Regions from separate parts of the Homo sapiens genome. Here regions 1, 2, 4 and 5 are each linked to region 3. A link is a loop called in an ENCODE intact Hi-C map of the cell type or tissue named here. Cell type or tissue: dorsolateral prefrontal cortex. All regions are shown on one strand. Links, peaks and the distances in the headings refer to the core of each region. The heading gives the core; the rest is flanking DNA. Region 1 overlaps TIAM2 (TIAM Rac1 associated GEF 2). Region 2 has its middle 58 kb from the start of SCAF8. Region 3 overlaps TIAM2 (TIAM Rac1 associated GEF 2). Region 4 has its middle 67 kb from the start of TIAM2. Region 5 has its middle 15 kb from the start of MIR1273C.

Evidence for each region. Hi-C counts contacts between places; a loop is a spot of excess contacts. Peaks named below come from ENCODE experiments on the same cell type or tissue, not always from the same donor. Only the 100,000 strongest peaks of a DNase experiment are listed, where the experiment ranks them.
Region 1: it touches region 3 in a loop (9-fold over the local background); 82 of 110 quality-filtered maps call a loop at or near these places.
Region 2: it touches region 3 in a loop (2.6-fold over the local background); 17 of 110 quality-filtered maps call a loop at or near these places.
Region 4: a loop joins it to region 3, with 5 times the contacts of the local background. A loop is called at or near these places in 48 of 110 quality-filtered maps.
Region 5: a loop joins it to region 3, with 2.9 times the contacts of the local background. A loop is called at or near these places in 23 of 110 quality-filtered maps.

The regions. Positions count from the first base shown.
Region 1 is chr6:155,175,191-155,181,241 of GRCh38, reverse strand. It overlaps TIAM2 (TIAM Rac1 associated GEF 2), which reads right to left. Exons shown (of 27, transcript NM_012454.4): 10 at 4,265-4,426; 11 at 2,099-2,203; 12 at 1,786-1,864. Among named protein-coding and RNA genes, the nearest start is that of CLDN20, 86 kb to the left of the region's middle. RefSeq lists silencers at 3,026-3,228, 4,581-4,710. In dorsolateral prefrontal cortex, for the core only: CTCF peaks have their summits at 3,471 and 3,679 (motif pointing left); no DNase peak of the experiment used is centred there; H3K27ac peaks cover 14 bases.
Region 2 is chr6:154,672,828-154,678,878 of GRCh38, reverse strand. No RefSeq gene overlaps it. Among named protein-coding and RNA genes, the nearest start is that of SCAF8, 58 kb to the left of the region's middle. In dorsolateral prefrontal cortex, for the core only: CTCF peaks have their summits at 2,920 and 3,120 (motif pointing left); a DNase peak (open chromatin) is centred at 3,128.
Region 3 is chr6:155,246,253-155,252,303 of GRCh38, reverse strand. It overlaps TIAM2 (TIAM Rac1 associated GEF 2), which reads right to left. Exons shown (of 27, transcript NM_012454.4): 20 at 4,125-4,304; 21 at 2,335-2,453; 22 at 1,283-1,391; 23 at 301-359. It also overlaps a transcript of TFB1M not described here. Among named protein-coding and RNA genes, the nearest start is that of CLDN20, 15 kb to the left of the region's middle. RefSeq lists an enhancer at 4,274-4,969. In dorsolateral prefrontal cortex, for the core only: CTCF peaks have their summits at 3,522 and 3,725 (motif pointing right); a DNase peak (open chromatin) is centred at 3,733; H3K27ac peaks cover 2,853 bases.
Region 4 is chr6:154,924,858-154,930,908 of GRCh38, reverse strand. No RefSeq gene overlaps it. Among named protein-coding and RNA genes, the nearest start is that of TIAM2, 67 kb to the left of the region's middle. In dorsolateral prefrontal cortex, for the core only: CTCF peaks have their summits at 2,186 and 2,391 (motif pointing left); a DNase peak (open chromatin) is centred at 2,348.
Region 5 is chr6:154,865,232-154,871,282 of GRCh38, reverse strand. No RefSeq gene overlaps it. Among named protein-coding and RNA genes, the nearest start is that of MIR1273C, 15 kb to the right of the region's middle. In dorsolateral prefrontal cortex, for the core only: CTCF peaks have their summits at 2,840 and 3,047 (motif pointing left); no DNase peak of the experiment used is centred there.

The DNA.
Region 1 (6,051 bases), core at 734-5,733, 71 kb after region 3:
ACTTAGTGTCCCCCTCTGTGATGCCACAGTGAGGAGCACAGGTTTCCATGTCTTGGTCCCCTAATACGGAGAGTTCTTTGAGGACAGCAAGAATGTCCTGTTCCCTAGGTCTCTGCTGTGACCCCAGCAGAGCCTGGCAGATTATGGTCTCACCAGAGAGTATCTTCTGCTGGTAGAATATGGTCTCACCAGAGAGTATCTTTGCAATGTCTTCATTCATCCATTCCAATACAAAGATGAACACAAATGGCAACCACAAAAAGCACAGTGAAGGCCAAGAGGAGGAGAAAAAAGGCTAAGAGGGCTTCAAAGGAAAAACCAACATAACATGGGGTCCGGGCACAGTGGCTCATGCCTGTAATCCCAGCACTTTGGGAGGCTGAGGTGGGCGGATCACTTGAGTCCAGGAGTTCAAGAGCAGCCTGGCCAACATGGTGAAACCCCGTCTCTACTAAAAATACAAAAATTAGCCAGGTGTGGTGGCAAGCACGGTGCCTGTAATCCCAGCTACTTGGGAGGCTGAGGCAGGGAGAATTGCTTGAACCCAGGAGGCGGAGGTTGCAGTGAGCCGAGATCATGCCACTGCACTCCAGCCTGGGTGACAGAGCAAGACTATGTCTCAAAAAAAATAAAAAATAAAAAAATAACATGGGGGTCAGAAAAGATTATACAAATTTTTAAAAAACGAAGGCATCCTAAAAAGGACATTTTAACATATTATAAACTTTATTATTAGTTTGAATCATTTTAAGGAAAAAATCATGTATCGATATATTTAACAAGGTAAGAAACAGTGTTTCTATGGAGGTATTTACCAATCATTATCTAATCATTCAGTGTTTCTATGGAAGTATTTACCAATCATTATCTAATCAAGGAGAAATGTAGGAAATGATGCTATGAAGTGACTTCAGAAGTACTGACCCTTAACTGTTTTTTTGTTTTGTTTTGTTTTGAGACGGAGTTTCGCTCTTGTCGCCCAGGCTAGAGTACAGTGGTGCAATCTTGGCTTACGGCTCACTGCAACCTCTGCCTCCCAGGTTCAAGCGATTCTCCTGCCTCAGCCTCCCGAGTAGCTGGGATTACAGGCATGTACCACCATGCTTGGCTAATTTTGTATTTTTAGTAGAGAGGGGGTTTCTCCATGTTGGTCAGGCTGGTCTCGAACTCCCGACCTCAGGTGATCTGCCCGCCTTGGCCTCCCAAAGTGCTGGGATTACAGGCATGAGCCACGGCGCCCAGCTGACCCTCAACTGTTAAACTCAGGGAAGAAAGAAGGAAGTAAAGCTAAAGCAATCAGACACGGCTTCTTCAAGAAAGACCTTGAGTTAGTTCTTGAAGGACAGCAGGATTCATGTCACCAGAGAGGAGGGATGGGGGAAGAAAGAGGAAAGAAGGGGAGCATTCCAGGTGGGAAGAGAAAACTAAGAGCAAAGACACTAGAGATGAAAGCAACTGTCATATGAATCATGAGTTGGTCTGCTCAGAGCAGCACCAGCACACAGTACATTCATTGTGTTATTAATCTATATTTTCAAATTCCCATCAATTTTATATTCATTCCATTTAATTACTTTGGCATTTCCCTCTAATACTAATACCTATCTGTGTCACCTGCTAATATCAATAAATAGAAATGAAGGAAGAGAAAGGAAGTTCAGAAACTACTGTCATATATTCTGAAAATGTGAATGTAAGGGGAAAAAATTAAGTCCAAAGATGCTGGGGCAAAGTAGGCAAAGATGAACAACACAATTCCCTGAAAGGGGCATTCCTTACACTCACCAAAGTCACACACACTCCCAGTCTTCGTGAGCTGCACGTCATAAACATTTAGTGGAAAGACTTCTATTTCATCATAAACCTGCAAAAGGTGAAAACAACAAAATCAGAGGATCTCATGTTATGATACCTCAAAAAATTACTTTGACACTATTTTTCATAAAACAAGAAAGCTGTTAAGATACCGTTTATATAGAGACTGTTTCCAAACTAGACGCCAAATTTAAACAGAATTTTCCCCAAAAATGACATTTTTCAAAATCAAAGGGCCATAGATGTGGTTCAGTTTCCCTTCCTAAAGCTAGTGCACACTTACCTGTTGTTGCATATATTCATATGGTGCAGGGATGCAATACTCAACATTGTCATCTACTAATTTTCGAAGCTGTAGGCCATAATGGCTGGGTTCCAACTGCCTCATCTATAAAGAAAAAGACAGTTATTCAGATTTTAAATGCTCTTTCTAAATCCATCATTGGTTAGCAGGCTTATTAAAAATCAAAGTAGAAATCTCTAAAAGAATACTGCATATAATTTGCTGAATTTAAACCTATATAAGAGCTCGAATTTAAATACTTGTATGCAGGCCAGGGGCAGCGGCTCACACCTGTAATCCCAGCACTTTGGGAGGCCAAGGCGGGTGGATCACTTGAGGTCAGGAGTTGGAGACCAGCCTAGCCAATACAGCAAAACATCGACTATAGTAAAAATACAAAAATTAGCCAGGTGTAGTGGCACACACCTATAATACTAGCTACTCGGGAGGCTGAGGCAGGAGAATCGATTGAACCCAGGAGGTGGAGGTTGCAGTGAGCTGAGGTAGCACCACTGCACTCCAGTCTGGGTGATAACAGCAAGACTCCAACTCAAATAAATAAATAAATAAATAAATACTTGTATGCAAAAAAGTAAAGGAGGACAATTATTTTTAAGAAGGTTTTCGCTGAACAATATTGCTTATGATTAAAGGCAAGAGATGCATTTTTAAGAGATTACGGTAGAACATATCTGACAGTAAAATAAATCTTATCAGCTCAGCAAATGCCATCTCTTTAGTTAGGTTAAGCCTAACCTTGTTTCTCATTACTAAAGTACAGAAATTTGTAAAATGTTAACAAATCTACAGACTTAAGAATGTCCTACTCCAAAAACTTTCAAAACGAAAATGTGTACGCACACACACTCATATTTTCTCTCGCATGCATATTTTCAACAGTGAGAAATTTATCTCAGGCCTATGCTCTAACTGGGTCAAATTGACCCACTACATCTTTTTTTTTTTTTTTTTTTTTTTAATTTGAGACGGAGTCTTGCTCTGTCGCCCAGGCTGGGGTGCAGTGGAGCCATCTCGGCTTAAGGCAAGCTCCACCTCCCAGGTTGACGCCATTCTCCTGCCTCTGCCTCCCGAGTAGCTGGGACTACAGGCGCCCGCCACCACACCCAGCTAATTTTTTGTATTTTTAGTAGAGACGGGGTTTCACCGTGTTAGCCAGGATGGTCTCGATCTCCTGACCTCCTCGGCCTCCCCAAGTGCTGGGATTACAGGCATGAGCCACTGCTCCCAGCTGACCCACTACTTCTGATACCCTTTATTACTCAGAAAATTATCAGTTTAATGGAGGATATCATTGGTATAGAACATTGTTGGTTTTCTGAATAAAAACGTTACATATGGGAGCAAAAGGAAATTAAGTTCCTAAGGATATAAACTACATATAAATGTAGAGAATCCTAATGTTTCAAGTCAAAGTGAAAAAGGGGGACTAAAATTAAACATTTTTCACATTTATTAAGTGCACATGATTAAGTGTTGCCAAACTCTATATGCCTTTTTCACCATTTCAACATAGTTGATTGTATTTTCTCTGGAAACTTAAAACTATTTAAGCTCTACTGCACCACCTGGTGGTCTAAAAGCTTCTGATCTGATGTTGCTGAATATATTCTCTCTCAGAGGGCTCTCTTTAAGACTTACCATAAACTCCCTTCTCAGATCAGGAATGAAACCCAGTTTGAAAAATGAATAAAACATCATCTTATATTAATCTCCATAAAGCAACTGTGAATATATCAAGTTTCGTGTTTAATCTGGAGAAATCCGATAAAACTATTTAGGATTAAATTAAATTACCTCAAAGTTTATGCCGCCTTCTTATAACACACCATCTCTAAGTAACTTAAATAGCAACGGATTTCATAATTATTCTAGATATCAAAGTATACATAGAATTTCAGTAGATTAGCTCAGGTTCTTCATGGAAGTGTGGGATCATGACCTAATAACTCATTCTTCTAAAGAGATCAAGGAATAGAATGCAAATTAATGAATATGCTAATAAATATATTAACTAATAAATATGCTAATATGTTCCCTGGCATGGAAACTGGGCCCTTGAATATCACATGAATTTAGAAGGCATAAGATTGCAACATTAATGATTATTTCTATTCAGAAATATATTTCTGCAGCAAAATCCGTTACCTTGCATGCCAAAGTCAAAATATCTTCTACTCTGTGCTCTGGCTTGATCCCTACAGTAACTCCGTGATTGTCCTGAAAGTGGACATAAGTCTGGATTTCCCATGCATTGTCTCGGGGAACACCGTCTACTGTTGAACCATATATATGCAGAAGTTCATCGACCTGTTTGTAGATGCCAAAAGAAAATGCAGACAAATTTGATTAACAAATGAAGGAAACCACCGGCCAAATGTCCTGTTCATTTACGGAGTATTTAGAGTAAACGCTCACACGCTTCACATCACTGGCTTCTCACAGCCCTCTGAGGCTGACAACGTTTCCTCACTCATTTTATCAGATGAAACTGCAGCCATGGGAAGCAGAGTGAAAGTTAGTGACTGCCTGTCCTGTGTTCTTTCCACTGTGTCAATTGACCGCTTATGCCAAGTTAGAACACCACAATCCGGCTGGGAACGGTGGCTCACGCCTGTAATCCCAGCACTTTGGGAGGCCAAGGCGGGTGGATCACCTGAGGTCAGGAGTTCGAGACCAGCCTGGCCAACATGGTGAAACAGCGTCTCTACTAAAAATACAAAAATTAGCCAGGTGTGCTGACGTGCGCCTGTAGTCCCAGCTACTTGGGAAGCTGAGGCAGAAGAATCGCTTGAACCTGGGAGGCAGAGGTTGCAGTGAGCCAAGATCATGCCACTGCACTCCAGCCTGGGCAACAGAGTAAGAGTCTGTCTCAAAAAATAAAAAAAGAACACCGCAATCCATGTAAGGGCTGCTGAGTATCCACGCTTACTGCTCTGGGATCATGGTTGAGAAGGGCCACTGTGAAGCCTGCATCTCAGCCATAATCCCTCTCTGACCTCCCACTGAATTCCAGACACACCTTGTCCATGGTCACTGACATCTGCCTGCCATCCTGACTCTGAACTGCACTTAATCCAGCACAAGCTTTCTCTTCTAAGACTATCTGTGTTTTTGTCTTTGTTTCTTCTTTTTAATTTTAGCCTGACTCATCACTGACAGAAATCTATTTGTTCCTTAAAATTAACCCATAGTCCTGGGAAATCTTTTCTCTATCCTTCAGCTATCTCACACATAGACACTGTTGGAAAATCATCTCAAAGAATACCACCTTCAGGAAGCCTTTCCCAAAAAAGTGTAGTGTGCCAACTACATCATCACAACAATTGCTGACTTCATGCTAATACGTCCTTTTGTAATTCATAACAAAAATAGCATACATTTCTTAAGCGATGTAGACATGTTTCTCTCTGGGTAGGTTCTTATATTCACATAGCAGTAAAGAAAAGATTTGGGGCTTCGAAATCAAAAGTCACAGACTCTACCAGCAAAGTGTGGCCTAGGACAAGATTTACCTTGCTACGTACGATTCAGCTCCTGTTTTGTAAAAGAGGATATTATTAATATAATTCATATTGAAAAAATTACTTGTTACTTAAGTTTTTGTGAGCAAAAGAGGTCACTTATGTGAAACACCTTACATACCAGAAAATGTCACCTGTAGATTCAATACTATCACATTATTATATATCATTCATCATACTTTAAAGTTATCATTAATGGGTGATTTTACTTTGAATTCCATGCATTTTTAAATACAAAGTAAAAGATCCTCCTATGCAGGATTTAAAAACTAGAAGAGACATCGTAAAGAAATTTAAAAGAAGAAAGCAAGGGAAAAATCTGTCTCTCTGTGCCATCTTTTTGAAAACATGGTGCTCAATTTTGAAGTGACATTTCTGGATTTGTCTTGGATCTGTCGCTTTCAGTACATT
Region 2 (6,051 bases), core at 316-5,315, 570 kb after region 3:
TTTTTTTGAGATGGAGTCTCGCTCTGTCACCCAGGCTGGAGTGCAGTGGCGCGATCTCAGCTCACTGCAACCTCCGCCTCCTGGGTTCAAGCAATTCTCCTGTCTCAGCCTCCTGAATAGCTGGGACTACAGGCATACGCCACCATGCCCGGCTAATTTTTGTATTTTTGGTAGAGTTGGGGTTTCACCATATTGGTCAGGCTGGTCTTGTACTCCTGACTGCAGGTGATCCACCTGCCTTCCTTCCCAAAGCGCTGGGATAACAGGTGTGAGCCACTGCACCCAGCCTCAACAATCTTTTAAAATAGGTCTTGGGTAGGGCCTGGACATCAGGTTTTTTTGTTGTTGTTGTTTGTTTGTTTTTAAATATCCCCAGTGATTCTGATATACAGTGAGGAACAACCTATCTAGTAGGTAAACTAATACAAAGTTAACATTTTATGGAGGACTGTTTTATGCCAGGCACTGTTCTGTTGTCATATTTTATATTATTTAATCATCCCAACAATCCAATAAGATAATATTGTTACTTTCTTTTCTTTTCTTTTCTTTTTTTTTTTGAGACAGGATCATTCTGTCACCCAGGCTGGAGTGCAGTGGTACGATCACATCTTGCTGCAGCCTCGACCTCCCAGGCTCAAGCAATCCTCCGGCCTCAGCCTCTCGAGTAGCTGGGACCACAGTCATACACCACCATGCCTGGCTAATTTTTAAACATTTTTGTGGAGATGTGGTCTCACTATGTTGCCCAGGCTGGTCTTGAACTCCTGGGCTCGAGTGGTCCTGCAGCCTCAGCCTCCCAAGGTGCTGGGATTACAGGCCTGAGCCACCACGCCTGGACCTGTTGCCTCCATTTTATGGATGAGGACACAAGGCAGGGTCAAGTTTAATGACGTACCTGAGACCACACAGCTAGTATGTGGAAGAACCAAGAATTAACGCCACCGTCTGCTGCTGGAGCCTGTGTTCTTAACCCCTAAGCCCACTGCAGCAAGTCACCTGCCTGACAATGACTTAATTGATAAACTCTTTAATAATGGCACTTTGTTCGCTTTTATTACTATGGGATAGATTTTTACAAATGATGGCAATTTGTAAAACATACTGAGGGGTGAGACGTTGGAGCTGTTGATTCTGACCGTGGTTGAGGAGGTTGGAGAATATTTTACAGGGGAGGAACTATTTAAATTTAACGTTAGGCCAGGCATGGTGACTCATGCCTGTAATCCCAGCACTTTGGGAGGCCAAGGAGGGGTGGATCACTTGAGACCAGGAGTTCAAGACCAGCCTGGCCAACATGGCAAAAGCCTATCTCTACTAAAAACAGAAAAATTAACTGGGCATGGTGGTGTGTGCCTGTGATCCCAGCTACTGAGGAGGCTGAGGCAGGAGAATTGCTTGAACCCGGGAGACGGAGGTTGCAGTGAGCTGAGATCGAGCCACTGCACTCCAGCCTGGACGACTGAGCGAGACCCTGTCTCAAAAACAAAAACAACAACAACAACAAAATCAACAACAACAACAAAAACTTTAAATGATGAGTAGGATTTATAGGCAGAACAAGGAGTTAGAGAGAACAGTTCAAGGAGAAGGGAAGTCCTCTACAAAGGCATTCAGAAGATGTGCACAAACAAGTCCAGATATGTGTTCTGTCTCTTGGGTTGAGCTCTCTGGTTCCTTTAAATCTTTCTTCTATGAATGGTCTATTCTAAGTACCCCAGCCTGCCTAAAAAGTGGTTTTCCTTAGTGCTTTCACCTTTCTCGGTTTACATCTCAAGATATAAAAGTATATGTTAAAAAAGATATACTTTAAATGTATATATATCTTTAAAAAGACATACTTTTAAAACTAAAATGAGTAAAAATTTTTAAACTAAAGTCAGTAAAAATACAAGTAGAAGTACTTGTTGCTGGTCTCGGTCATCATTCAAGATGTGACTGTTGCTCTCAGTACTTGGCTCTGAGAAGCGCCACTTATTAACAGTCTCTACAGTGTTGATAAAGGGGGGTAGGTTTTACTTGCGGTAAAACAGAATCTTCAGGTCGAGCACGGTGGCTCACACCTGTAATCTTACCACCGAGGCAGAAGGATTGCCTGATCCCAGAAATTCGAGACCAGCCTGGGCAACATGGCGAGACTCCATCTCTATTAAAAAAACAAAAGGCAGAGTCTTCATAAGTGGAAATATAAGTTTTAATTATTCCAGCTAAATCATCACAGTAAAAAGATGTTAATATTTATCTCCATACTCATCCTTACCAGATAGCCTTGTGCTCTTGGAATGTCGTATTTGTGAAGTGAGCAAGCAGTATGTAGAATAGCATGAGATAGACCAGTCACCAAAGGTTGTTGATTTCTAGGAATGTCTCATGCTGGTTGCATCTGTGTGTGAACTGGGAAGTTGAGATCGCTTTCCACAGAAATTAAGCAAAATCCTGGAGGTAAGTTGTGGATAGGGATGCTGTAGACTCCCTGACAGCATAGGAACTAGAACTCTGAAGCAAGCCACTGGTGCCTAACAAATTCTTTATAAAGTTGTAGAGTGGATCCATGGGGGCTGACGTGGCCTCCAACGCCTAACATGGTTGAAAAGGCCATGGACTTGTGTTCTGGGTTCCTCTAGAATAACCAAGTCCTCACGTAACCTGGTGTGTATTGACCACCTCTCTTGACCGCTGATCTTGGGGAGCACCTTGCTGAGGGCCAATGGAAAATGCTGGAAGCCATGAGCCCTCCTTGTATCCCTGATCTTAGATGGGTCTATGGTTTTTGGTGGAAGCCATCCAGAAACAGCCTCAAAATCCAGTCTGAGTTTTCATTCCTGTCAATCAATCCTCTTATTTTTTTCCTTCACTACCTTATTTCTAGCAACACATCTTACTTATTCTGTTTTCCCAGAAGATGAGTTGTGTATGAGTTTTGGGTGGACTATCTTGACAACCAAATAGCGTTATATTTAAACGTTTGTGAAAATAATAAGCTTAGCATAACCTGCCTTGACAGATGTGGTATGCCTAGTGAAGTTGCTTAGCTATGGCTCAATCTCAGGATCTGTGGGACTCTAATGCCATCTGCTGGTCACACTGATGGCTGCTGCCATCACTTTCTTGGCCTACTCTGCTGTCTTACTCTATAAGACTAACAGGACCCCATAGTTAGGAGAGCGACCTCTAGCGAGCAGGCCTTGGCATTTTTCTTTTTAATTGAATTCATAAAGGCTTAGAATGCCATTTAGACAATTTGTAATGGTGGGGGGAGGTAAGAGTATAAATATTGAATGTATTCAAACCTGTCAATGATGTTCAACTCTTTTCACTGTGGATAAAGATCTTCTAGATGCAATAGAATTAGATTTTGGCGATTACATCCTATTTTATGGGTGTATCGTTTTGCATTCATGGGCTGTTTGATATTGAAATACTATATAATTTTAGTAGTAAGAGCACAGGATCTGGAGTCGAAGCAGGGTTAAAACAAAGGCTTTGTGGCCAGGCATGATGGCTCATGCTTGTAATCTCAACACTTTGGGAAGCTAAGGCAGGAGGATTGCTTGAACTCAGGAGTTGGAGGCCAGCCTGGCAAAATGGCGAAACCCCAACTCTACAAAAAGTACAAAAAAAAAAAAAAAATTAGCCAGGCATGGTGGTACACGCTTGTCGTCCCAGCTACTTAGGAGGCTGAGGTAGGAGAATTGCTTGAGCTCGGGAAGGCTGGGGCTGCAATGAGCCATGATCACACCATTGTACTCCAGCCTGGGTGACAGAGTGAGACCCTGTCTCAAACAACAACAACAATAGCAACAACAAAAACAACACAAATGCTTTGCCAATTACTAAGTTTTTGCTTTGAGCAGGTTACTTAACTTTTCTGTGCCTCAGTTTCCTTGGCTTAAAATGGAGATAAATGTACCTAAACCACAGAGATTAGAACAATACCCAGTGTGAAGTAAAACACTCAACAACTGTTAGCTATTTGATTTTATTTCTTTGAGATGGAGTCTCGCTCTGTCACCCAGGCTGGAGTGCAGTGATGCGATCTCGGCTCACTGCAGCCTCTGTCTCCCAGGTTCAAGCAATTCTCCCCGTCTCAGCCTCCCAAGTAGCTGGGATTACAGGCGCCCACCACCACACCTGGCTAATTTTTGTATTTTCAGTAGAGACGAGGGTTCACTGTGTTGGCCAGGCTGGTCTTGAACTCCTGACGTCAACTCCTGATCCACCCACCTTGGCCTCCCAAAGTGTGGGGATTACAGGCGTGAGCCACGGTGCCTAGCCCAGCTATTTTTATTAAAACAAAAATCTTGTAGTTTATATCATTCTGGGATAGGAGTAATCTCTGGACCATCTTTCTGGGCCATCTTTTTGTTGGAAGAAAGCTGAGGACAAATGACTCTTGTTCCAAGGATTGGGGAGAGGTTCTGCAAGATGGAGGATACAAACTTGTGCTTGTGTAATCTGGATGGAGAACCCACGGAGACAAAGGTATTCTAGGGGTGTGAATGGGGGTGGTTGTGGCTGTCTCAGAGGGTTTTGTGAGTAGAGATGTAGCCACAAGGATGGTGTTAGATTAATGAAGCGGGGGCAGTGGGAGGTGACAGAAAGCTCAGTGATAAAATCCCGTGTAGTCACTGGATATTGGCTGGGGCTGGAGGAGGCCTCCAGGCTGCTCCATGTGGTCCTTGAGTTGGGGACATGCTCTGCAAGTCCTCAGATATGGTCAACACCCTCTCTGAGCTGCCAGGAAGAATTAGGTATGTGCAAAGAACAAGATATTGAGCAACCCAGTGTGGGACAGGAGGCTACAGACACCGAAGCTGGTCACAGAACTTGATGAACCTTGCACAGTTATCATTTCTGCAAAGCTGGTGGAGTTGCTGTTATGGCCTCGGTGCAGCAGGAATGCAATGGTTTCTGTTGTCTGATGATAGAAATACAGGTTCCAGCTAAGGAAGTCAAACCAGAGTTGGGTTTTTGTGGAGAGATTTTTGATTCCTTTTTAATTTTTTTTCTTAAGGTAATAACAAAATTTAAACAACAAAAAATAGTATAAATAATAAAAACTATAGTCTTTCTTACGCTGTCCTTAAAGATAACCACTTTTAACTCATTCAGCTTTTTGTTCTTTCAGTTTTCTTCACAGGTCTAAGTACTGTGCTAAAATCACTATCTGTAAAGGCATCAATTTAAATAAATATTTACTGACTTTCTGCTCTGATACATGAGTTTTCAGCTCACTATTTTTGTGTCTGTCTTGTAGAGGGTATAGATGGGTAGTGTTGTTTGGCCTGCATGCTGTTGAAAAAACGTTTGAGCCAACATTTAAAGGATCAAGTTAAATAAAAAAATATAGATTTTCCTACTTCTCTTGAAAAATCCTCAAATATTTAAATGAGGTTTGCATTCTTTTATGGCAGCTGTTGACCTGAGCTGAATAACGACTGTCGGTCCCTCAGATTTCCAGTTTCCCCAGATGTCCCCACTCCTTACTGCTCTTTAGTGCTGAGGCTGAGTGTAAATTGACATTTCTCATCATTGGTCTCTTTCTTTTCTTTTTTTTTTTTTGAGATGGAGTCTTGGTCTGTCGCCAAGGCTGGAGTGCAGTGGCGCGATCTTGGCTCACTGCAACCTGCACCTCCCGGATTCGAGGAATTCTCTGCCTCAGCCTCCCGAGTAGCTGGGATTACAGGCGCCCGCCACCACGCCTGGCTAATTTTTTGTATTTTTAGTAGAGACGGGGTTTCACCATCTTAGCCAGGCTGGTCTTGAACTCCTGACCTTGTGATCCACCTGCCTTGGCCTCCCAAAGTGCTGGGATTACAGGCGTGAGCCACCATGCCCGGCCTCTTTCTTTTCTTATAGCAAACAAAATATTTCCCCGTACCCATGTGGGAAAATTACAAATTGACAAAGCAAGTCCAATAGTCTTTCTCACATCAGAGTGTGTTTCATGCATGGGTTTAGCTGCCTGCCATGGTTTGCATTTACATTTGAGACCGTTGGTTGTTCTATTTGCTGTAATCATAACCTGAAGCAATGTACTCCTAACAGTAG
Region 3 (6,051 bases), core at 680-5,679:
GGCAGGGTTTCACCATGTTGGCCAGGCTGGTCTCAAATTCCTGGGCTCAAGCCTCAGCCTCCCAAAGTGCTGAGATTACAGGCATGAGCCACCGTGCCCAGCTGTATATCTTCTTTTAAAACAGACATCTTTCATGGGGAGACTCAGAAACGCTCTCAGTATGTGATGGGGTTAGTTACCCTCAGAGTAAGCAGTATCAGTCAGCCCAGCCTTGGTGCTCAGTGGGCTTTTCAGTTCAACGTTAATAGGAAGATACAGCTATGAAAAGGTAGCTTAAATTAAAATGAATTTTTGCCTTACCAATTTCTTTTTCAGTTTGCAGTTTTCTTTATAAACCAGTATGACGGCTCTCTTAAAAACTAAAGAAAGGAAAAGAGAAAGAAAGTCTTTATTTTATGCAAACTCTTCCAAGGTTAAACTAGAGCTGAACGTCTTAACAGAGTAACACTCTCCAAACGTATGAGTCTCTAAGACCTCACTCTGCCAACATGAGTGAATAAATGGTACTTCCCTTTCGCTCATATTTGAACTATGCAGAAGCACCTGCTTATTTAAAAGCTACTATTAGAAGTTGATCTTGGCTTTTTTAAACTCTTTGTTTTATTGAAAGCTGAGGACACTGTGTTCATCTCAGTGACAATATACTGTCACTTGTTCTCCCAACTCTCAGAATTAAAACATTTGAAATACAGCAGACTATTAAGATAGCAGGTTTCTGGCCAGGCACGGTGGCTAATGCCTGTAATCCCAGCACTCCAGGAGGCTGAGGCAGGTGGATCACCTGAGGTCAGGAGTTCGAGACCAGTCTGGCCAGCATGGTGAAACCCCATCTCTACTAAAAATACAAAAATCAGCCGGGCGTGGTGGCGAGCACCTGTAATCCCAGCTACTCAGGAGGCTTAGGCAGGGGAATAGCTTGAACCTGGGAGGTGGAGGTTGCAGTGAGCAGAGATCACACCATTGCACTCCAGCCTGGGCAACAAGAGCAAAACCTCGTCTCAGAAAAAGAAAAAGAAAAAGATAGCAGGTTTCAAAATAGCCGCAGGGATCTGTTCCTGTAACACTTGGCCTGAGCCAAGCAGCAGAAGGGAGAACAAGATAATGAGGATGCAGAGCGATGCCGGAGTTTCAAATAGTTGGGGGCTGGCCCTGTTAAGTCCCCAACCATTATAGCAATTCTGACTCCTGGAGCTCAGGAGTGAGCTGGACTGGTGCGGCTAGTGAAGTTCTTCCGTAATCCCAGCCTCTGTTCAGTCTGCATTCTTCTGAATGGAATACTAACCAAATACTGTGAGCTCAAGGTCCTTTCTAGCTTTTCCTAGAGACAGAAATGGATTCAACCAGGAAACCGTAGAGTGCATCAGAAGCTCTCCCATCGAAAGTTCTGTTACCTAGATTGTAAAAACAGGAGGTAAGGAAGATACGGAAATCCCAGGCTAGATGATCTCTTGTTAGATAGTGATGTACACACAGTCATTGCTAAAATGCAAGCACAGCTGGTTTAATTTTTATGATACCTGTAAACATGGGGCCTTAAACGGTGGAGCTTTTGAAAATATGAGTTAAGCACCCAAGTGTCTGATGAATAACATAAAGGTGAAGGCATTTTGCTCCAGTGCACGCACATGTAGGTGAGACATGCCTTGTGACCAACTCAGTTTCCATAAGATGAACTCTACCAGTGTCCGTGGTTCTTCCAGAGTGCCTTTTGTAAGCTTTCCCCTGGGATCTAGTACATCCATCACCTCTGAGCTCCATTCGGGCTGCTGATAAAAGAGCACCAGCATTGAAACTGGCCAGAGTGAAGGACTGATCTCCAGTCCTTTCCTGTTCCTGCCATTTTCTCCCTAAACTATGCTACTTCCTGCATGCTGGCTTGAGAAGCACAAGATTCTAAATTAAGCAATCAGATAAAAAGGAAAAATACAGAAAATGTCAAATCCTGCTTGGACTAGTTTTATAAGTAAGCAGGTAACCACCAATATTTGATGTTAAAAAAAAAAAAAAAAAAAGGCAAAATCAAAAAGGAAAAGCCCCAGACTCCACATGCCAGTTCCCATGTCCTTTCTCCACCCCACCCTCTGCCAGCTCTCACCCTCCATGGATGTTCCAGACAATGTGAACGTGACATAAGGTTATATTTTAAACCAGTGTAATGAATTTTATGATATGTCTATATGTAAATTGTGTAGTTCATTAGACACATTGTTATCAAGAAAAATCTTAGGCATTTTCTCCTCCAGGAAAGTCCTAACAGGGCAGCCTATCTAGAAGGTCACCTACAGACCCCACACCACATGCACTAGGCTCCCAGGGTGCAGATGTCTCACGGACCTCCTTCTCTGTTCCGCTCTGCTCAGCTACTAGCTGGTCAAACACGGTCCCATAATCCTCATAGATCTTCTGCATCTCATTGATGTGGCTCGCTACTTTCTCCATTGCCTTTAGTGCTTCTGCAAGATATGAAATCATATTTATTTCATAACTGTTATTTGTTTTAGATTCTATCCAACAGTAATAATGAATGGAGTCAAGATTCAACTCAGGATTCCAGACCAGTACCCACTAGCAGGAGCATTACATTCAGAATAAGTCACAACAGCCCACTGTAGCCCAGCCCTTAGAATGAAGAACAGCAAAATTATCTCCTACTTCAAATTCTTTTTGAAATGAGACAGAGTATCAGTGAAAAGTATCACTAATAACAACAACTGACATTTCTGGAGCACTTTCTACTTAGCAAGGATCACGACAGGTGATTTCTGTGAATCATCTCATTTAGTGCCCGCAATAACTCAAAGACTAAACCATCCCATTTTACAGATGAGAAAAGTGAGTGCAGGATATTCTGCCAGAGTTCCAGAGAGGAAAACACAAGAATGGAGCCAGGCTTCAAACCCAAGCCTGACTGGGCTTAGGGCACCAGCTCTCGAGTTTGGCTTGCCCTTCTGGGAACCCGGATCTAGGTTTAAATGGAACTTAAAAACACCCCAGTACATGACTGACTGACAGAACAATTGTTTGCATTTATATATGGTATATGTTCATAACTTTCCGCGAGGGAATATGAGAGATACATTATTTTATAAAAGCCAAAAAGCAAAATTTTAGGTCACTTCTAAATTCAGTATTCTTTATACTTTTTTTTCTCCCAATTCAGCATTTTAATTCTAACTGGAGGGAAGTTTGGAAGGAAGTTTTTTAAATCAAACCCTTCTAAAGATCATCTTAATACAAAATGAAGTTTTTACATAGTATGAATGCTGAACATAATTTGTATTATTTACTTATAGAAGTTAACTGTCATACAAAAATGCTTTCCTCTTGTTGATTTTGATACCAAAGTATGCTTGTCATGGAAAAAAAGCCAGTTTAATTTACGCTCTTCTCAGTATTTATTATTCAGTAATACTAAAGTGTTAATAAGCCTCTCTCTCCCCATAAATTTTATCACCTATGGTTTAATTGGACCTCCTAGTTTCAACATATGAACAAATCACTATCTCCAACCCAAATAAAGCCCCTCTTTAAGGATCCTCTATTTACTATCAAACTGCAAGGCTTTGTGTTTTTGATAAATTGTGTCTCAGGCCAGTAATTTCAGAGGTTCAAACAGTAACACACCAGTAGCGACTTGAAAGCATAACCCATCATTGGGAGTTTGGTTTTGAAGCCGAGCTCTGCTCAGAGATCTCCACAAGGTGGAGCCTCACCCAACAAATCTGACCAGCAGCTCGGGCAGCGAACCCCACAAAACTTAACCAAGTGGTAGGAAAATAGGCCTGATTTTCAGTTCCAGCGGCACTGTTTCACAGCCACGTGACCTGAGGTAATTTACTTATTTTGAGAGTGAAGACAGAATCATCCCTGCATAGGAGGAGTATGGCGCTACCCGGATGAGATCATTTCTACCCAAGTATTTTGTAAGCTCTAAAGGAGTGCCCAGACGCCTAGCTAGTTTCACATATTCACGTGAAACCTAAGATTAACCATCGCAGAACTGAAAAGTGACTTAGGACGTGCCACTAGGCGGGGAAGAGGTGAGCTGTCAGGCCCAGGGCACGGCTGGCAGCCCCTCGCCGCCCTGTGCAGGCCCTCGCCCGGAGGTGCCGCCGCCGCCTCACCCGTCAGGTGGTAGTGCTCCTCGCTCTCCTGGTCCGTCAGGGACACCAGCTCCTTGAGCAGCAGCGGGTACTTGAGCACTCTCTGAACCGGCTTGATGAGGTAGGACTCCAGCGTGGAGGAATGCTGCTTGGTGGGGTTCCGGGCGTCCAGAAAAGCCTTGAAGGCTTTGTCAGTTTTAGCTACAAGCAGATGGATAAAAGACCTCAGAAGAGCACAGTGGGGTGAATTAAATTCTTCATTTCTCTTTTAACATTTATAGATCATCTATTTCTATAGTCCTCCTAATGCCATTCTTTAATGAAAACCCCAACACATCAGTGGGTCAGGCACCCAGCTGTCAGCGTGGGATTCCGCCTCACAGCCCTGACAGAGCCCTGGAGTGCTGGGAGCTTCCGAGGATGGAATGCAGGCTGCGCCCCAAAGACTAACACTGACTCAAAATGCAGGAATGTCTGACTTTAAAGACACATTTCATGCATACCCATGAGAAATATTGTTATAGGTGGCCTAAAAAGTGAGTTTCAAACAATTCATTAAAAGCCATGAAGCGTGGCCAGGTGCGGTGGCTCACGCCCGTAATCCCAGCACTTTGGGAGGCTGAGGCGGGCAGATCACCTGAGGTCACGAGTTCGAGACCAGCCTGGCCAACATGGTGAAACCCGTCTCTACTAAAAATACAAAAATTCGCCGGGCGTGGTGGTGGGCGCCTCTAATCCCAGCTACTCAGGAGGCTGAGGGAGGAGAATCACCTGAACTCCTGAGGTGGAGGGTGCAGTGAGCCAAGATCGCGCCACTGCACTCCAGCCTAGGCAACAAAGTGAGACTCCATCTCAAAAAAAACAACATCAAAAAAGCCATTAAGCAATGTTATCCAGACCCTACACCATACCCACAAAAATTTCATAAAGGAAAATAAACCAGTGTTTTTCCCACTGGCCTCACTCTAGTTGTTGCTTATTTGTATTCTGTACACTTAAGGGTTATCTGGAAAGCAGTGTCTTTTCTCCTGTAAAGTAAGGTGACAGGCACCACAGCCTGCAGCCTACAGCCTTCACTCCACAGCTCCAAGCAGATTCACCTTTCGCATACCTAGAGCCACAGCTCCCTTCCAACAGGCATGGCAGTAGGACCCTCTCTGGCAGTGAAAACTGCCCCTTTGTCTGAGTGCCATGAAGGGTGTGTGTAGGAATCCAGGTGCATTTGGTTTGGGTACCAGCGGATACACCAGTGCTACTTGGATTCCACCAGTTGGCACTGGATGCCCAGTTGCTTGGAATGCAGCTACTCTGAAGGAAGATACACCCTTATTTGGGATTGTGTTGTAAGATCAAAATCTACAACATTCTAGGAGATGCAATACCATTTTGAATGTGATTACCAGGCCAAGTAGGTGGTGACAGGACCCCTCTTCTTTATGACAAAGGAGGAATGGAGCAAGCCATTGGTATGCTTTCACTGTACTGCACTGACTGTCAATATGTATTGACAAGTACATTGGTATGCTTTCACTGTACTACAGACTGTCAATACAAAGGTGCTTGTGGGCCAGGCGTGGTGGCTCATGCCTATAATCCCAGCACTTTGGGAGGCCTAGATAGGAGGATCACTTGAGGCCAGGAGCTTGAGACCAGCCTGGGCAACACAGTGAGACCCATTTCTACGAACATTTTTACATTTTTAAAATTAATTAATTAAATTTAATTAAAAAGAGGGTGTTTGTGGGAGGAAATGGCAACAGAGTTCAGCAACTGTCTAAAGCAACTGGAGAAGATGGATTTGGGCTGGGTCTTGCTCATTTGAAGCACTCTAAGACCCCACTTTTTAAATGTGGGGCTTTTCTTCTGGGATATCATGACGTTCTGGATTAAAATCCAATGGCAGAGCTGCATCCGTGGACATGAATGAGCACTAAGGGCGTCAGGATAA
Region 4 (6,051 bases), core at 352-5,351, 320 kb after region 3:
CAAGGCCTCTGTGTTACCCAGACAGAGCGTTCACAATGTGGGAAGCCCCCATTTTCTCAGCCCCGGAAATCTGTTAAATCCTATCAATGCAGGAAATTGAAAAATTCTCTTCTCAGGAGATGGTTAGGCTGAGAACTGATAAGTGGTGCGGTGAGGGGAATCTGCCTGGAGCTAGGAGGATGAGGCTGGTCCTTGTGTTTCCATAATCCTATTAAGCAGTCCTAGCCGAATTTAATCTGGTCCTGAAGTGGATGGCTGGAAGATAATAGGTCTTGGACTTTAAGTGTCACTTAACTATATAGGTAAAACTCTAATCTCTGCGCTCAAGGGCCCATCAGTGTAATCAAACTGAGGACTCTCAGAGGAACCTGCTTCCCCGGCAGCCTGGGGTTGTAGCAAACGGTAGTTACAAAGTGCTCCTTGGAGATAGGTGCCTTATTTGAGTGGAAGCAATTTACTCTGTTCACTAGAAACTCATCCTGTCTAGACGACAGGGTTGATCTCAAGTGTTGGAGTAAAGAGGAAATCCTCCATAACTTGCTTGCCAAGGTAAAGACTCAGGTTCACCCTTGGAGTAACTGTAATCAATCTCAAGACGTCCTCTGGGTAACAAAGGATGCTGAGACAGCTGCTTCTTCATTAGCCAGGAACACGAAGTAGAAACCATCGTGAGCAGAGTACCCATTAGCTGACTGCAGCTCAGCCCCCACCATGGATGGCCAATTTAGATGAATAAATGTGCTTTTGTCTAGTTGTTCTATCAATTACTAACAGAGGGATGTTAAAATCGCCAACTGTGATGGTGGATTTATCTATTACTCCTGTAAATTCTGTCAATCTTTTGTTTTCTTTCCTTTTTTTTTTTTTTTTTTTTTTTTAAGACAGGCTCTCACTCTGTTGCCCAGGCTGGAGTGCAGTGGCACAGTCATAGATCACTACAGCCTCAACCTCCTGGGCTCAAGAGATCCTCCTGCCCCAGCCTTCTGAACAGCTGGGACTACCGGAGCGTGTTGCCACGCCCAGCTAGTTTTTAGTTTTTTGTAGCAACAGGGTCTCACTATGTTGCCCAGGCTGATCTTAAACTCCTAGGCTTAAGCGATCCTCCCGCCTTGACTTCTCAAAGTGCAGGGATTATAGATGCGAACCATGGTGCCTGGCCTGTCAATATTTCTTCACGTATTTTAAGCTCTATTACTGGACATACACAGTTTTATGCCTTATATGTTCCTGGACAATTGTCCCTTTTACCTCTGGTAATATCATCCTGAAGTCTATTTTATTGTATATTAATATGGCCATTCGAGCTTTCTAAAACATACTGTTTGTGTGACATATTCCATCTTTTTTCTTTCAACTTATCTGTATTTATATTTAAAGGCAGCATAGAGTTGGGTTTTTATTTCTGCAGCCTAACAATTTCTGTCTTTAAATTGGACCGTTTGGTCAATTTATATTTAATGTTAACTACTGATGTGATTGCATTTAAGTCTGCTGCTCGAATTTATTTTTAGTTTCTCTCATCTGTTTTTTAAATTCCTCTGCTCCTTTCTTACCTTCTTCTGGATTAATTAAACATTATTTAGAATTCCATTCTTATTTCCCTATTGCCTTTTAGCTGTGCCTCTTTGTATTTTTTTTAGAAGAGTTAATATGATATTTATTTATTTATTTTTTAGAGATGGAGTTTCGCTCTTGTCGCCCAGGCTGGAGTGCAATAGAGTGATCTCAGCTCACTGCAACCTCCGCATCCCAGGTTCAAGCGATTCTCCTACCTTCAGCCTCCCAAGTAGCTGGGATTACAGGCGTGCACCACCACACCCAGCTAATTTTTGTATTATTAGTAGACACGGGGTTTCACCATGTTGGCTAAGCTGGTCTTGAACTCCTGACTTCAGGTGATCCACCCACCTCGGCCTCTCAAAGTGCTGGGATTACAGGCATGAGCCACCTCACCTGGCCCTAATATGATTTTTAAAAGAACAAAAACAAATACCCTAATACCATCTGCCTCAGGATATCAAATCAATATATTAAATGATGTAATTGGTTATCTAGAAGAGCTGAGAATTCTCCCACCGTCACTCCTACCAAGTCCTTAAAAATAGAGAAAAGCAATTCTTCTAGCCCTTCTATGATTCTATACAGGAAAAGAATTGAGAGGTTTTTCTTTAATCTTTATAAAAATTGAAATCCCTGAAACTTCACAACTTCCATCCTAAAGACTCAGATTTCTGCACTTCTGTTATGTTTCCTCATGGCTCTTCCATGAATTTCCTCTGTACTCATGCAGGATTGCAATGCAGTCTCTGAAAATACTCTCCAAAATCAAGTGTCAGGCCCGGAGAGAACTAAACAACTCTACGGCTTGCAAGGAGCGCCCTCTTGAGGTAGCCTTTATACAAATGTTGAAATCTGTATGCTTTGGCTGAATTCACACTTCCAGCATGGCAGGGTAATAAAATCAATCAATCCAGAAGATACACCAGCTAAATTACGGATGTAAATATCTTCTTATTAGAAGTGAGTTCTAACTCCTGAAAGTCAAGATACTCTCTAGCAGAAAAAAAGCAAAAGCAAAAACAAAAAACAAAACAGTGCTTCACTAAATGTATTCCTTAAATATAAAGTAATACAAAGCTAGAAATACACTAACAATCAGAAATATAATATGATTCCAGCATTCTGGTGCTCCTGTTCATTTTTGATATTGTTCCTTATCTTGAACACGAAAAGGTAAGCTTTCTCCAGGGAGACAGCTGGTGGGTGTGGATGTGTCACACAGTGGTCAAGAGAAAGACTCCTGATCAGAGGCACCAGAGCTTCGAGACTGATTCTGACACTTCCCAGTTTGCGTGAACCTGGGGAAGGTTTTTGTTTGTTTGTTTTGAGAGTGCAGTGGCACAATCATAGCTCATTGCAGCCTTGACCTCCTGGGCTCAAGTGATCCTCCCACCTCAGCCTCCCAAGTAGCTGGGACCACAGGCACACACAACCACACTAGGCTAATTTTTCAGTATTTTTGTGTGGAGATGGAGGTTTCCGCCATATTGCCCAGGCTGGTCTCGAACTCCTGGGCTCAAGTGATTCACCTGCCTAGGCCTCCCAAAGTGCTGGGATTACAGGTATAAGCCACCACGCCTGGCCTTGGGGGAAGTTTTTTAATCCCCTTAAGCCATGTGCAAAATTAGGGTGATAAGAGAATCTACTTCAGAGGGTTGTGAAGAGAATTAATAAAATGCACACAGAGCCTGGAGCACAGGACCCAGTGCAGAGGGAGCCTTTGTGCGTGCTGGTGCTACTGATACTATCTATGCTTGTAAGACTCTAATGGGGCCAGGCGCGGTGGCTCACACCTGTAATCCCGGCTCTTTGGGAGGCCGAGCCGGCAGATCACGAGATCAAGAGTTCGAGATCAGCCTGGTCAACACAGTAAACCCTTTTCTCTAGCAAGAACACAAAAATTAGCTAGGCATGGGGTGGCGCACCTGTAATCCCAGCTACTCGGGAGGCTGAGGCAGGAGAATCGCTTGAACCCAGGAGGCAGAGGTTGCAGTGAGCTGAGATTGCACCACTGCACTCCAGCCTGGGCAACAGAGCAAGACTCCGTCTCGGGAAAGAAAAAAAAAAAAGACTCTAATGAAGAGCAGGACACCAATAAAAAGAACAAAAAACACTAAATCTGCTCCTTGTGTCCCTGATTATTACACTCTTTCAACTTTAGAAAAAAAATTCATTTTTTTCTTTTTTTTTTTTAAACCATCATTCAGGACGTTGTATGCTAACTTAAAACAACAGCAAATTTAAGGTGTTGTGCATATGACACTTGAACAAGCACAGTCCAGAGGATGAGTTGATTAAGTCACTTGCCCGATTTTCATGGTTCAGCCAAAGCTACCCGCACAGTTCCAATGCCCGCTCTCCGCCCTAAGCTATGGTGAGGCTGCCTGTCTGACTTGATGCTGGAAATGTGGAAGGACCATGTTCTGTTGAGATTGGTGATCTTGTTCCAAACTTCCCCTAACTACCAGCCTGGCATCAGAACAGAGGTCATGCTTACACCTTTGAACCTGCAGCCCCCGAGGTAATGCTGTTGCAAACCTCTCTGGTCAGCTCTGAGTCTTCTATTTGTTTTTGTTTGTTTGATTACTTGTTGGGCTTAGGTCTCCACCTCTGCCCAGAACACTGAAACGGCAAACAAAGCTGGGAAACTGGCAGGAAAGTCTGCAAGACTTGAACGATATTGGAGAAACACGAAGGAACAAGAGGCAGAGAGCTAATGACCTTGTTTTCCAACAGATGCAATGGTGCTGTTAGGAAAACACCCAAAAGGAAGCACCCACGTGGGAGGATGGAGATTATGACAAGACCGGAGAAAGTCATGGAAGGTCAAACACCATCGGGCAGTCAGGAGTTGTCTGGAAGTTCCAGCAGGGCACGGCAGAAACAACTTTGCCCAGCACCCTGTGCACTTGGGCAGGGCAGGCCCGGGGGAGAGCTCAGGGCCACCACTGATGCTTCTTCCCCAAGTGTGAGCTGGGGAACATCAAGTCACACAGAGCCGTAGGACAAACCCCAAGCATCCTCCCATAGCCTCGATTTTATTTAAAAATTCCTAGGAGGTGCGGTCGGAGAGTTAAGTAGTTTGATATAGCACAAATCATGACTTGTATATTAAAACAAACCTATAGGTAGGAATAAAGGGTAAAGTTCATACATAGTTTTATGGCCACACAGGGGTTTGTGATAAAACAGGCTATTTCATGCTTTTGGCAAATCTCTGCTGTGCCCTTGGCCCAGAGGACAGGGGATTTGTTTTTCTCCTTTGCCAGTAAGAGTAACTGGGTGGGGGCTGGGTGCAGTGGCTCACGCCCGTAATCCCAACACTTTGAGATACAGAGGGAGACCCTGTACCTACAAAAAATTTTAAAACTTAGCCAGGCACCAGGCATGGTGGCACGCACCTGTGGTCCTAGCTGAGGTGGAAGGATCGCCTGAGCTCAGGAGTTTGAAGCTGCCGTGAGCTATGACCTAGCCACTGCACTCCAGCCTGGGTGACAGAGCGAGCCCCTATCTCAAAAAAGGAAGAGAATAGAAGAGAAGAGAAGAGAAGAGAAGAGAAGAGAAGAGAAGAGAAGAGAAGAGAAGAGAAGAGAAGAGAAGAGAAAAAAGAAAAGAAAAGAAAAGAAAAAGAGAAGAGTACCTGGGTGGGGAAAAAGTCAGAACTGCTGCTCTAAAACATCAGAAAGCCCCCCATCTTAGCTGTGTGGTTTTGTGAAACCTCTTTGAGGCTTACCTATTGACCATTCCAAGTGCTTCTGTATCCCGAACCCAGTTCAACTGACTAACCATTACAGCAGTAACATTAACCGTGTTACAGTGATGCAGAGCCAGAATTGCCCAGGCATGGGCAAAGGGAAAAGTTTAACCTCCTGACTGTTCCCACTACAAGCCTGGCAGACCCGCTGCCATGGCATCACCTGGGACTAGTTAGAAAGGCCACAGAGGCTCGCGCCACCCCAGATCGGGGAACAGACTTGAGCACTGCTTGCTGTCCCCTGGCCAGTCAACTCGCATTAAAGCTTTATCTTTTCTTATCATCCGGTACCATCACATTGGCTTCTGTGCGAGAAGCAAGCTCCGTGCTGGGTAACCCTTCTGACATGCAAGTCTTCACCTAGGTAGCAGGGATGCTTGGGGGACATGTAGAAGCTTCCAGAGAGTACCAGATGTTGTCCCATGTGGGGAATCCAGACTACCCCCATGCCCTTGCTACAGAGCAGGCCACCAGCCCCTCTACTGAGAGTGGCTCAGCCGGCTTTAAAGGTGAGCCGACTTGGAGGCGCGGCAGGCTTACAGGGTAGAGGGGAGCAATGTGCTGGGGACCAGCTGGACTTCTCTCTCCTGCTGAGGATGAACCACAGCAGGAGACTGCGTTATCCCACCTTCCTCTTGGGACCTGGGAAGGACTGGAAAGGTCCCAGAGGTGAAAACAGAAGCTATGCATAGCATTTCCCAACAGCCTCACCACAGCATCTTTTCAGATCTTGATCT
Region 5 (6,051 bases), core at 613-5,612, 380 kb after region 3:
CTTCTGTCTTTGATAGCTGATTTATAGAAGTTAAAATACAATCATGTTTAAGAAATAGCTGGTATCATATTGTACTACGGAATGTTTTATTCCAGGCTGTTTCACCTTTGTGTGTGTGTGTTTTGGGGTGGGGGGGAGGTGGTGAGAGGGAGTATTCACACATGTGACTCATTTAAAAATCTGAGCACAGGCCGGGTGTGGTGGCTCATGCCTGTAATCCCAGTACTTTGAGAGGCCGAGGCAGGTGGATCACCTGAGGTTAGGAGTTTGAGACCAGCCTGGCCAACATGACAAAACCCCATCTCTACTAAAAATACAAAAATTAGCCGGGCATGGTGGCACATGCCTGAATCCCAGCTACTCGGGAGGCTGAGACAGAATTGTTTGAAGCCAGGAGGCGGAGGCTGCAGTAAGCCGAGATCGCGCCACTGCACTCCAGCTGGGCAACAGAGCAAGACTCCATCTTTAAAAAAATAAAAAAATCTGAGCACGGATTTTTGGGTATTATGGTAATACGGCATATAATTTCAAGGAATACCATGGTCAACCTTATTAACACCCTTGGCCTAAGAAATATATGGCTCTTAAGTTAATCAGAAAGTTGGTGTAGTTCATGGCCTTCCATCTAGTCTAGGGAAACCTGACCATCCCTAAAGAAAGGCCAGATGTTTATGAGACATCACATTTGGGTAATTTTTCTGCCAGTTCACCTACCTATAATAGATGATAGCAAGTTGGAACCAAAATGTCTCACTACAGTTGGTTTATCCCACCTACATAGAGGCAGTGACTATGTAGATAATTGCTTAGGGATACGGGGTTTAAAAGTATATAGTGAACATAAAAATTTTAGCTAGTATCAGTCTCACCTTTCAAGACCAAATTTATACCTACAAAAATGTGTCTATATATTTCTGTGCCAGATATTGGTTTCCCTCACTACGAATTGGTATGTGGGTAATAAACTTTGATTACATAGAATTTGAAAGTTAAGCCAGGCATGGTGGCTCACGCCTGTAATCCTAGCACTCTGGGAGGCAGGGGCGGGCGGACTGTCTGAGCTCAGGAGTTCGAGACCAGCCTGGGCAACATGGCGAAGCCCTGTCTCTACTAAAAAAATACAAAAAAATTAGCCAGGCACGGTGGCGCACGGCTGTAGTCCCAGCTACTCAGGAGGATGAGGCACAATAATCGCTTGAACCTGGGAGGCGGAGGTTGTAAGCTGGAGCGCACTGCACTCCAGCTTGGGTGACAGAGCAAGACTCTGTCCCCCCACCACCCCCACCAAAAAAAAAAAAAAAAAGAAAGTTAATAAAGTTAATAGAGAGTCCAAATACGAATAATCAAATTACTGCTTTAAAATTTTTAATGGGTCTGTTGAAGACAAATGCACAAATGCCTTATAAATGACCTAACAGATTTCTAATGTGAAAAAATACTATAAAAATTGGAATGCTATAGAGAAATACTGAAAAAAATACTGTATTTTGTGACTTTCACTGAAACTAGGACATTTAATTGCAAAAAAAGCATCAATATGAGTCACTAAAAACAGCAACTAAAAATGTGATTATGTACTCCACAGAAAAAATTCCAGATTTAAAAAAAAAACTCATTGTACAAGAATGAGCACAGGAAGAGCTTTAAATAAAAAAAAGTAGAGAAAATTTAAATCATTAAAGATTCTATACACATCTGGTTCCTTGACATAGATGTTATTCATTAAGAGTTAGTGAAAACACAGAATATACTCTGTTTTGATCCTCAGAGAGCAGTCAATAGAGTGAGGTTTAAGAATTCAGCTACCATATCCCAGCATGAGTTCTATTTAGGAAAAAAATGGGTATGCAATTATAGCAGATTGAGTATTTACTACATTCTATGTACTATTCTAAGTACTTTACCTATATAACTCAATGACTGCATACCACAATGCTATGAGGCAGGTACTAGTATCAAGCCCATTTTACAGATGTCGAAACAGGTGCAGAAAGGATAACTATAAGATAACCTCATGACTACTAAGTGGCAGAGTCATAACTCAAATCCAGGCACTCTCTCCAGGACCCATGTTGCTAACCACTGCAATGTGCCCTCTGCACTGAAGATGAGAGTGTTAGAGCTGAAGGGAACCATGAAAGCACCTACATTGTATTCTCCTTCTGTAAACTGAGGCCCAATCACATTGGTCTATGATTCCCCGCTGCTTGCTCCATTCACGACATTCCTTTATCACCTTTTACAGCCACCTTCACAGGAACTTGGGTCATTGCACAAGGCTGATTGGAGATTTACACATTTGTTTTGACTATCTGGTAAGGGCACCATTGCAGTTTTATAACAAACCAGCATTTTGTTCAGTTCTCACATACTCCTCTGTTATCAGAAACCTCTGTGGCGATAATCATATAAAACAATATTCTACGAATATTTTGTTGGACACTCAGAGAATCAAACACTATGTAGCATGGACACTATAATACTGTAAACGTCTAAACAGTTTTAATAAGTAAAATCTCATTCTTAAATGGACGACAGTACTGAAAAGAATACCTTTGAAACAATTTTGGATTTGCAAATTAAATGTTAAGAATAGATGAAAAAGTCTCCAACCCCATCTCAGATGCTGAATCTGATGAATGTTAAAGTTCTTTCAAACTCTGAAACTGAGAGTTTGAATGGCTGCTTCTGTGAAATCATAGTTTCTGGTGCTTTGGCTGATTCACCTAAGTATACTATGAGACAGTGTGCCGGGGCTCTACTTAACCTCATCAGAATACGCTTCCATTATGTGGACAGACAGTAACAGGTGACTCTCAGGTGATAGATAACAGGCAAGTGATTTTGTTAAGAGGTGAGGTGGGAGTGGGGTGGGAATTTGGTTACGTTCCCAGAAATATCAATGATTGTTATTAGTTATAACATTCTAGGATAACTAGCTCATGTTATTAGTTATAACATTCTAGGATAACTAGCTCATCCCTAGAAGCAAGCACTGGGTTTCCTTTTATAGGTGCACAGTGACCTCTACTGGTACAAGTATAGAATCCCGAAGTGCAATTTGCTCCGTAAGTGATTTTCGGAGGCACAACTAAGAATATTTATTCTTTGAAAAGGACACCAAAAAGAAAAGATACAATTTTAAAAATACTTACTTTTTGAAACCTTTTATAATTTTCAATTAATGAGATCTCCTCCTCTACCAGAATTAGACATTTCAATTAAAGTTGTCCATACACATAATATCACAGAATGCAAAGAACTAAACAGTACTTTAATTTAAAAATCCTGCTGCTAAGTGTTATGGTGTCAAAAGTGCTATAAAATATAATTATTTTGGAATAACTCCAATTTACCCAAAAAGTACCAAAGACACCAATTATAGAAGAATTATAGCGTATATTTAAAATTTGCAAAATGCTTTGAAACTTTGCATTGTTGAATGCTAAGTAGCTCACCTTCCCACAGATATTTTGCTTCCTTGATTTTAAAACAATTAAAGTATTGGTTTTCTCTCTTAAATCCCAAAGGCTATCAGAAATAAACTGTAGGTAGGTTTATTACATTTAAAGAAACTTCCAATAGGCAAGTTTTACCTGCATGTGAAACAATGCCAAGTGAGATGCTGACGTCAAAGACAGCCTCCATATATGTCATTATTTGTCATGCACATCAAAATACTGTACAAGAGTTCAAAGGAAAATCAGTTTTTAAAAACCCATGGCAATATTTTTAATTATTGTAGGCTGAAATTATTTCCTTCAAACTGTATTTCCGTAACTTTCCACTGCAGAAAATGAAGTAGAAAAGAATTTAAAATGATACTTTTCAGTGATGAACACTCAAACCAAATTTCATTCCAAGAGCGGGAGAATACAGCATCCTTAATCTTGCCCATTTTGTTTGTTTTAACAAAGTATAATAAAAATAGCTGTGAACTAGTGAGTTAGCCAGTTTTTGCCCAGAATACATGTAACAGAGTTCCTTTTCAAGAAATTATTCATTGCTTAGTAAGAGTAATGAATTGGGAAAAATGAAGACATTTTTATTTAACTTTGATAACTAGGACTTGCATATGTGTATGGCACATCTCACTATTTCTGTTTATTAATTAATCAGCCCATATTTGCTGTACTACATGCAAGGCACTGCTGGGGATACAAGGGTGACAAGGCATAGTCCTTGCTCCTAAGGAACCAGCACTTAGGGAAAATATGACTGCTATACAAGTAACTATAAGAACATATTTTATTTCATTATTTTATTTTGAGATGGAGTCTTGCTCTGGCACCCAGGCAGGAGGGCAGTGGCGCGATCTCGGCTCACCGCAACCTCTGCCTCCCAGGTTCAAGCGATTCTCGTACCTCAGCCTCCCGGGTAGCTGGGATTACAGGCGTGCACCATCATGCCCAGCTAATTTTTGTATTTTTAGTAGAGACAGGGTTTCGCCACGTTGGCCAGGCTGGTCTCGAACTCCTGACCTCAGGTGATCTGCCCACCTTGGCCTCCCAAAGTGCTGGGATTACAGGCATAAGCCACCGCGCCCAGCCTATAAGGACATATTTTAAATAATTCGCCCTTAAAAGATGGAGTTTTTACTAAAAAATGATCTAAACTTTTCATACAACTCCCTACTGCCTCCCTCCCCTACCCCTGCCCCACATAATAATATCTGTAGCCACCTTGTGGGGCCCTGCTTCTGCAGACCTGTAAATGTCTTCTCTTTCCTTTCATATTTTGGGCATCAGATGGGGAAAATTATGCTTCTGGCTCAAGGAATATCCGTATTAACCACTGTTAAAGCAATTGCTGGGCCAGGCATAGTGGCTCATGTCTGTAATCTCAGCAATTTGGGAGGCCAAGGTGGGAGGATCGCCTGGGCCCAGGAGTTTGAGACCAGCCCAGGCAATATAGCAGGACCTCCCCTCTACAAATAATTTTTAAAATCAGCTGGGTATGGTGGTTCCTTTCTGTGGTCCCAGCTACTCAGGAGGCTGAGGCAAGAGAATTGCGTGAGCTCAGGCAGTCAAAGCTGCAGTGAGCTGAGATCATGCCACTGCACTCCAGACCCTGTCTCAACCCCCTACCCCGGCCCCGCCAAAAAAAACAACCCACAATTGCCACCACACAACTCCTACTCAAATAATCATATCAGTAAAATATGTCCTAGGATCACATAGTGAATAGACACATACTAACAGCTTTCAGTAGTGAAAGGTGAAGAGAAAGAGTGAAGCCTCATGGTGAATCCATCAGGGCCTGGCCTCTGTTTTGTACTCTCTACTCTCAGCCTACAGGATAATGCTTTACTCACATAAGGATAACACAGGACACTACAAAAGCAATTTTCTAAAAGTTAACTCTAATTCCCTGAAAACATTCATGGGTTTTAAAATTATAAACATTAAATCACAGCCGGGCATGGTGGCTCACACCTGTAATCCCAGCACTTTGGGAGGCCGAGGTGGGTGGATCACTTGAGGTCAGGAGTTCGAGACCAGCCTGGCCAACATGGCAAAACCCCCTCTCTACTAAAAACACAAAATTAGCCAGGTGTGATGGTGGGCACCTGTAATCCCAGCTACCTGAGAAGCTGAGGCAGGAGAATTGCTTGAACCCAGGAGACAGAGGTTGCAGTGAGCCAAGATTACGCCACTGCAATCCAGCCTGGTTGACAAGAGTAAAACTCTATCTCAAAACAAAACAAAACATTACATCAAGAAATTCCATGTGACTACTGAATCCCTGAGAGTGCTCTAAAATAACATGTCTAAGAAAAGAAAAACATCCTTCCAAACTCTGTCAAGACTGGGTAGAACAGAGAGAACAGGAAACAGCTGAAATGCTCCTCAGTAGAGGACTGGAGCACCATGGGAAACTGCAGATACTGGGTACAACAGAAAAACAGGAAACGTGTTTCTCAGGAGAAAATTGGTTAACTAGGGCCAGGCACGGTGGCTCACACCTGTAATCCCAGTACTTTGGGAGGCCGAGGTGGGCGGATGACCTGAGGTCAGGAGTTCGAGACCAGCATGGCCAACATGGTGAAAC